Linked DNA regions of Homo sapiens: region 2 is linked to region 1. The links are chromatin loops, found by intact Hi-C in ENCODE. Cell type or tissue: endothelial cell of umbilical vein. All regions are shown on one strand. Links, peaks and the distances in the headings refer to the core of each region. The heading gives the core; the rest is flanking DNA.

What was found. Peaks named below come from ENCODE experiments on the same cell type or tissue, not always from the same donor. Only the 100,000 strongest peaks of a DNase experiment are listed, where the experiment ranks them.
Region 2: a loop joins it to region 1, with 2.7 times the contacts of the local background. A loop is called at or near these places in 3 of 110 quality-filtered maps.

The regions. Positions count from the first base shown.
Region 1 is chr20:20,093,067-20,097,465 of GRCh38, reverse strand. All of the region lies in intron 7 of CFAP61 (cilia and flagella associated protein 61), which reads right to left. It overlaps LOC124904880 (a long non-coding RNA gene), which reads left to right and starts at 1,711. Exons shown (of 2, transcript XR_007067553.1): 1 at 1,711-1,879; 2 at 2,703-3,022. In endothelial cell of umbilical vein, for the core only: no CTCF peak of the experiment used is centred there; no DNase peak of the experiment used is centred there.
Region 2 is chr20:20,162,704-20,167,102 of GRCh38, reverse strand. CFAP61 (cilia and flagella associated protein 61) reads right to left here. Exons shown (of 27, transcript NM_015585.4): 11 at 2,875-3,053; 12 at 667-706. Among named protein-coding and RNA genes, the nearest start is that of CFAP61-AS1, 100 kb to the left of the region's middle. RefSeq lists a silencer at 1,539-1,704. In endothelial cell of umbilical vein, for the core only: no CTCF peak of the experiment used is centred there; no DNase peak of the experiment used is centred there.

The DNA.
Region 1 (4,399 bases), core at 104-4,103:
ATTTCATTGTTTTCTGCAAGGAAAGTATTTAAAATTTAAAAAGAGAGAGAAAATACATAGTCCTTTAAATTTCACATAAAATAATTATTAGTAGATTTTAAGCAAATTCTGGTTGACTGATTAGACTCTGATAGCTCTTATTAGAAACCTGCATTTACTGGGTCCTATCTCTCAAGTGTTCAGACTTTTAGATAACCATTGCATTCAGAAAGTAGCAGAACTCAATAATCACAGGCATTCTCTATTCCCAAGAACGCAGCATCTTTCCATAAATGCCCAGTCAGAGAAAATGCTTTAATCTCCTAAAACAGAGAATCGGGCTACAATAATACTCAGTTTTTTAAATGACACCAAAAAAAAAAAAAAAAATAGGTATTAAACTACTATTTGTTCTCGAATATGTCTCCCAGTTAAAAATCATTTGTTCTCAAACGTGTTTGCAAAATAAAAGTGAGACCTCCTCTATTTTCTTCTCAATACTGAAATATGAGGGGAATTTTTAAAAATTAATTTTTTCATGTATATTCCTTTCTTTACAGGCCCCCTAAAATGATACTTGCTGAAAAAGCCTGGATTTACACAGCTGTTTTATAAAGCCATTGACACTTTAATAAAAGTCCAAAATAAACATTTTAATTTTTTTCCCAAATAACAAGTGATTGTTTGTCTTGTTTGCACTCGTGAACAAAGGCTGCATAGCCGCAGTTGTCTAGCTTCTCTGTAATTTCAGGCCCAAGACTCAGCAGACGCTGATTAACCAATCCATCTACCATATGTGCAGAAAGAGACGGCCAGCCTGACTCTCGGCAGGGAAAATTGGCATCCATCTTGGTTCACATGGAGATGTCCTTCTAATCTACAGCCGCGCTGGCGCAACAAAACTTCGATGGCCTGAAATACCTTTTGCTGGCTTCACAGCGAGCTGCATGTGTATGATAAGAATGTATTATTTATAAGACCGCTGTTAGTAATGAGCTATTACACTAATGGCTCATTGTGTTTGGAATTTGATTTCAAATGGCATGGATCACACATTCTGATGAAAATGAGAAAAACATGTTTTGCCATTAGGAACAAAGATTTAACGTTCTCCAATTCTACAACCTGTTATATTCCCATCATTCATCCAGGGTTGTAACAATTTACAAAAGTTCACAATTACAGACTACAACAGAGCAAGGACATATTGTGGAAGTGTCTGCTTTTTCCTTTGAGTTTCTTTCAAATAACCGATTTGAGAAACACTATTCTTAAATATGAATTTGCAGGAGTATCCAAATGTATTCTTGTGTATGCACTGAAAAAAAAATGGATTTAATGGACTTTTTAACTTGTACAACAGAAAGGCATTGATTGCTGGCTGTTATCTATCTTCCTGGTGACAGAAGTACTTTTCACCACAAGTGTCTTCAATTATCTTATACTGGAGAACAAAACTGAAGGTTTTGTTGTTCTTGCTTGTCCTGTAAATATCTACATCATGACACATAAGGTTTAGATTGCTAGAAAACTATGTGTACTGTGGCCTTGTCTTCCCAAACAGGTCCATTTACAGAAACGTGTGTATTTTCTCATTTATGCTTCCATCCAAAAAGCCCTACAGCCACCCATCCCTTTTGGGTGACAATATTCCACTGTGAGGGTTTTGCCCTCATTGTGACCACTGCTGGCTCTGATCCTCTCCTCCTGATGCCAAGCGCATGGCTGACCTGGCAGGCTTTCCCTGCCTGCAGGTCAGTGGTGCCTACTCGGACCACTGCTGCCCACACCCTGGATGATGCCAAAGCAGACGCTCTGCCCATCTGTCACTAGGAGCCGCCGCTGGCCTCCAACTACCCTTCCCTAAAACCTCAGCTTGGAGTAAACACCAGATGTCAAGGTAAGCCAGGGTACAGTTATGACAAGGAACTTGTATGAAGTGATGGCCCCAAACTCCTCCAAACTAGCTATCAAGCCAAAGAAAGTCCTTGTAACTAAAAACCCTTTCAGTAGTAAGGGTTTCCCACAGGGCACAGCCTTGCCCTCAGGCATGCTGCATGCCTGGCCTGGAACTGCCATGGCTGTTCAGAAAGACAAACTTGATGGACTTCTTTCTGTTTCCTCTGGTTGACAGTGGTTGCCTTAAAGTAACGTGTGCCTGTAAATGCCTAATCAGCATTTGCGGGGGAAAAGCCCAGATCTGTAGCATTTGCCGATTTCTGAGGTGTAAGCGCTGTCATCATGGTCAATGTCAAGTGAACAGTGTGATCTCACTAAACATGTAGTTGGGAGGGAATGCGCAGTAGCTAGCCATTATTTCTTATATCTACTGTATAGAGACCCAGACATTTAAAAAAAAACCCTCAAGAACATGGAGAATAGTAAAAAAAAATGGAAGGTGATGAATTTCAAGTATTTATTAACTTTGTTTTAATATAATTTATTACACTGTAGGTTTCTATAATTTAATTTTTAATAATAGCTGTGTTTAACAAGCAGTTTGCAGAGTTCCTGAGGATTTAACAATCAGCCCTTGAGAGCCAGAGCAAGCTGGCTCCAGCACACCATTGCCTAAAAGCCCCCTAGGGAGGCAGGAAAAAGGGTAGCAACAGCATTGATCTTGAACCCCAAAAGGCTTCAGACATCAGACATGGCTCACTTCAGATTAGACGTCCCCTCCCAGATCCCGGCTCACAGTCTTGTTTCTGCCCTTCCATTTTAAGATCGAGGTCTGTGGTCTCCCCTCCACAGAACACAAAGCCTCTGATGCTTGAGGCAGCACGGCCTCTGGAAGGAGATGGGGCTGGATGCCCTCTGCCTCTTTCGAGACACCAAAGGATTCTTGCAGGGTTGGAACTGCAGTTTTCAGCCTACAGCTTTGCTCTGATGTTTACACACACTGAAAGTGTGAAACATACGGCAAGAGAGAGAAAGAACGTGGGGGAAGAGGTCACTGCAGCTTCTCTACAAAGCACTGACTCAAGTGATTCAGAGTAAAACTAGTACCTTGGAACCAAATAATTAAAAGCCTTCCAAAAACAAAGACCCTGATTAAACCTGATAAGTAAAGTTTGGTCATGAAAATCCTTATTGGGGTCTGTATGAATCATTTCACTTCTCAGGAGTTTCTGTCTAGTTGTGTAAAGACAAGCTTTCCAAATGGTACTGCTGGGCCCAAATGCTTCCAACCCTCCCTTCTATGGCTAGCCTGGTAGCCTGGGGCTAATGGCTAAACAAGAATACGTGAAAGCGGGTCTTTGAGAAACCATGCCAAAACCTAAATATAAGAAAATAAAATAAACATTTAAAAAATAAATAAAAATCCTTTCAATGTAGTACTTCAGAATCTAATTTCCAGGGGCCAATTGTCACCTTCAGAAACTAATACCCACATCTCTATAAAGTCATGTCATTCTCACCAGGTATGTTTTACCCTCATGTAGATGAGTGTTTCACCACCTGGACTGCACCTTGGAATCATCTGGGGAGATCTTTAAAAATCCAGATTGAGGTCAGGCATGGTGGCTCATGCCTGTAACCGTAGCACTTTGGGAGGCTGAGGCAGGAGGACTGCAGTTTAAGAAAAGCCTGGGCAACATAGTGAGTGTCCAAAATTAAAAATAAATATATGGATTGTGTCTCACCCCCAAAAGATTGACTTAATTGGCCTGAGTGTACCCCTGCAACAGGATTTTTAAAAATGGATATAATTGATATAATTCACCTACCATAAAAACAACCCTTCAAGAAGTACACAATTCATGCCTGGTGCAGTGGCTCACACCTGTAATTCCAACACTTTGGGAGGCAGATCACTTGAGGCCAAGAGTTTGAGACCAGCCTGGTCAACATGGCAAAACCCCATCTCTACTAAAAATACAAAAATTAGCCTGGTGTGGTGGCACATGCATGTAATCCCAGCTACTTGGGAGGCTGAGGCAGGAGAATCACTTGAACCCGGGAGGTGGAGGTTGCAGTCAGCCAAGATCACATCACTGCACTCCAGCCTGGGCAACAGAGCAAGACTCTGTCTCAAAAAAAAAAAAAAAAAAGAAATACACAATTCAATGGTTTTTAATATATTCACAAAATTGTACACCCATCACCACTGTCTAATCCCAGAACATTTTCATCCCCCCACCAACCAACGACTATGCCCAATATTAGTCACTTCTCCTTCCCCTTTCCCTCCAGTCACTAATCTACCTTCTGTCTCTACAGAAGTGTCTATTCTAGGCTTTCATCTAAATGCCATCATACAATACGTGGTCTTTATGACTGACTTCTTTTCTTTAGCATCATGTTTTCAAGGTTCATACACGCTGTAGCATGTATCAGTGCTTCGTTCTCTTTTATTTCCTGGTACTATTCCCTTGTGTGGATATACCACATCTTGTTTATCTATTCATCAGTAGATAGA
Region 2 (4,399 bases), core at 152-4,151, 70 kb before region 1:
TGTCTTTATAAAAATGCATTTTGTCCCTCAAAACTTCCTTCCTCATTTTCTTTCCTTCAATAAAGAAGTGTAAGAGTTTGGTTAGATCTTCATCCCTAGAAAATAATGAGACAAGAATGTAGGCAGAAGCCCGGGACACCCTGGCATGGAGAATCTTATTTGTACTTGGATATTAGCCTGCAGGCCCATTCATCAATGTGGGTTGAGCCCCCTCTACCAGCCAGGCATGAAGTCAGGCCTGAGGAACTAGTAGGGAAAGAAATGCCAACCTCAAAATCAACAAGTCCCTACTTTGCTACCCTCAGAAAAGCAATATGATGGTTTCAGAATACTTGGAGCCAACATAATCTATAAAATAACAGTGTCATTCACTTTAATTTCCAACATTTTCATGTATTACTATGAATGATTTGATTCTGATAAAACACTGGTAAAGCTATGTGTAACAGAAATTTTGCATTTAAAGAGAACTGCTAAAATAGCATGACTTAAAAATTCTTGAAAATGACAATATTTTGTATTTTTATGAGCTCATGACATGCCATTTGACCTTATTCTCCGAACACAAACCTCAACATTCACAGCATAATAAATTTATGGCATTTTACTTTTCTATAAGTTCTCTAAGCTTACAAAATCAGTTCTCAAAATTCAGCATGTACTTACAGAAAAAAGACTGAAAACAAAATTCATAAAATCCAGCGACCTGTAAACAAGACAGTAAGCACTGTCAGTGCCCTGCAAGCAAATGCAACATCAGTGGACGTTTACAGAGATTTACAGCTCCCTCCCCTCGGGCAGCGATTAGCCAACCACTAGTCAGAATGTGTGTCTAGGTGAACACTAATGGGGTGCATAAGTCGCAAGCTTCGTATGTCAGTAATAAAGTATTCTGCAGAACTGAAGGCACTTTCACATCAATTAACAATCTCTGTGCATTTGAAAAGCCAACACAAAATTGGTCATTCTGTGCCTCCGATCCTTCCCTTCTGTTTTGGAAGAGTTAAGAGGAGAGGTGGGAAATATTATAGGTTGCTTCTGATCTGTTTCCCTTTTATCTGTTGAAGATTTTCTGACTAGCTGTAGATGTACATTCATAGGCAAACCACACTGGGTCATCAAATTCCTGTTTCAAAATTCAAAAAGTATACTCTAAGCACAATCATATTTAAATGTACAGATAAAAGAAATATAAAGCAACAAATATAGAAAGGCTTTACAAGGTTTTATATGTCTACAACATAATTAGAATAAAAAGAATTTCTTTTCAATGTCCCAGATCTCCATAGAAGCTAAAAACTCGAGATGAAAAAAGTTAAAGTACAACAGGGGATGCTGGGAGACTGGGAACATGTTTAAACAGATCCTCTGAAGAGGAACTGTCCAGCTATTCTTGCTCATCTAAAAGACACCCTAGAGCCTTCCACTCCATCAAAATGGGCCAATTATTTCCTCTTCGAGATGGTTCTGTGAACAGATGAGGGGTGGGTGCTAAGGAGATGTGGAATCCAGGCACTGAGGGCAGCGTCCAGTGTCCAGACCACAGGAGAACAGCAAGCACTGAACATGTGGGTGTTCTGGAGGGGCAGGGTGGGTGGCTGTGAGGTCTGGTGGGCGCCGGGGCTTTAGACAAAGCCCAGCACCATGCATGCCTCCTCTTTGCTGTAGCCCTGGATTGCTGTTGGGTGTCAACTTATCCCCTGCTCAGATATTCCATGTAGCTGAGACTCCAGCTGCAGATTTGGCATGGAGCATGAGCTAAGGGATGGAGCCCATCTTCTCCATCTCCTTGTGGCATGGGCTTGTCACAGCCGTTGGCTCAGGAATGAACACACAGTCCTGTCAGGCCTCATGAGACTTTGGCTGGAAAAAGCTGGGCCCATCCCGGCAAGTCCTTCTCACTGGATTCTGATGCAGACCTGAGACCTGAGAATGTCAGTGGTCTTAGGCCCAGGATGGGGCACTCCTCTGAGAAGGGGTCCAACAGCAGGGAAGTAGGGTGATATGGTTTGGCTGTGTCCCCACCCAAATCTCATCTTGAATTGTAGCTCCCATAATTCCCACGTGTTGTGGGAGGGACCCTGTGGGAGATAACTGAATCATGGGGGTGGTTCCCCCATACTGTTCTTGTGGTATTGAATAAGTCTCATGAAATCTCATGGTTTTATAAGGGGAAACCCCTTTCACTTGGCTCTCATTGTCTCTTTGCCTGCCGCCATGTAAGACATGGCTTTCATCTTCCCCTATGATCGTGAGGCCTCCCCAGCCACGTGGAACTGTGAGTTCATTAAACCTCTTTTTCTTTATAAATCACCCAGTCTTGAGTATGTCTTTATCACCAGCATGAAAACAGACTAACACACAGGGTGAAGAGGTAGAGAGAGAAACTTGGTCCTTGATTTGGTAATCTAAATAAATCCTAGATCAAGCCATATTTAAAACAGTCTCACCACCAGAGTTATCCTTAGTTATGTGAGGCAATTATTCAATTTTTTTTTCAAAGCCAGTTTGGTTGGATTTCCTGTTACTTGCAACCAAAGACTCTAGACAACCAGTAACCCAAATTCAAATTATCCAAGAGATGCAAACTTTACAGAATGGGAGCAGCATGTGGTTATGTAAGTGATAATTTTCCAGATTCCCAATTGTTACATAGGTAGGCCAGATTTCTAGCCCACTTCTGTAGGCCTTGTTAAAATTTGATGGACTAGAATCTCTGGATGGGGCTTAGGAATTTGTGTTTTAAAAAATTCCCCAGGAGATTAGGATGTGGGCCAGGTTTGGAAATTACTGGCTCTGTAAAGTTAAAATGTTGGGCCACCAATGCCAGAAAAGATTCTCACTGTGACAGCCAGCCAGAAGGTCAGTACTTGCCTTGCTTCATATTTCTCATCAATACAAAACAGCTGAATACAAAAAGCAGCTGAGGCTCCCCTGTAGATGGGGCGGAAGTGGACGGGCTCTTCAGGCAGTACGAGCGATGCCAAGCTCCTACTGCTGACATGGTGATACTGTGCATATCCAGTGGAGATGTCACTGAGTTTTTCTATGTCCTAGAGCAAGGAGACAGGAGGAGCCAATGAGAATCCTGTCAATGCCCTGTAATTTAGTGGGCTGGTGGCTGCATTATCTCTACATGACACCGTTCTGAGGACAGGTGTGACTGTCACCCGAAACAACTCATCCTGGGCCAGGCCTGGTTTTAAGGAGAGGTTCTTAATGAGATACTCAAAATTCATAAAATGTTTTTAAAAACTAGTTCTCCAATGAGAACACATGGACACAGGGAGGGGAACAACACACACTGGGGCCTGTCAGGGGGGTCGGGGGGAAAGGGAGGGAGAGCATTAAGACAAACACCTAATGCAGGCAGGGCTTAAAACCTAGATGACGGGTTGATAGGTGCCGCAAACCACCATGGCACATGTATACCTAGGTAACAAACCTGCACGTTCTGCACACATATCCCAGAACGTAAAATAAAATTTAAAAAATAATAATAATAAAGAAAAAAAAAACTAGTTCTCACATGAAGGTCTCACACAAGACAAATAGTTTCAGTTGGCCTTTGACATAGGGTCCATATTTTAACTGCATCCCAGGGTAGAGATTAGAGCGTGATAGTATTATATACATATTATAATAACTCCAGAAGCAAAATCCCTCTGTCCCCAAAGCTGTTTTCATTGTGATACAAGAATTTTTGAATCTTGGGACTGCTCAGGTGGTCCTGGGAGTAACTATCGTGGGGAGGTGGAGCCCAGGAAGGTCCAGTGGACCACAGCCACCTGGAAAGTCAGGGCTGAGGCTGTTCTGTCTTGGTTTAGGTGCACCTAAAAAGGTGTCATAACTCAGAAGATGATTCCCTTTGAGATCCCTCATGGAGTTCTTTTAAATCAAAGTAATACATGCATATGGAAAAATTTAAAATAATATTAGCACCAAACATTTATTAAGAAAATCAGCAGTTCTCTGTCCTTCCAAGTCTCTACCCCCATTGAACAGAACTTTCAACGTTTTCATTTATTTGGGTATATATTTACCTCTATATTTCTGAACAATATGCTTATGGTGCTGTTTCTAAATTCATTAGTTTTTAGAATTTCCTATTCAATATTGATGCAGTGGCTAGATTAATCCCTCTCATACTACCCTCTTCCCCACATCTTATCCCCCAGGAAAATTACATCACAATTCAGGGTTAAATCCGTAAGTATTTACACTAATATGAATGTGTAAGTTCTGTTGTTGCTGAGCAAAGTAGTGTAATATGACAATGTTTTCATCTGTGTGCTTAGTTTTTATTCACTTGGTTTGCTAAGTTTTTCACTTCCTTTATCAGATTTGCCAAGTGTTGGTCACTATTATTTTCCAAATGATCAGGCGTTTGAGATAATAT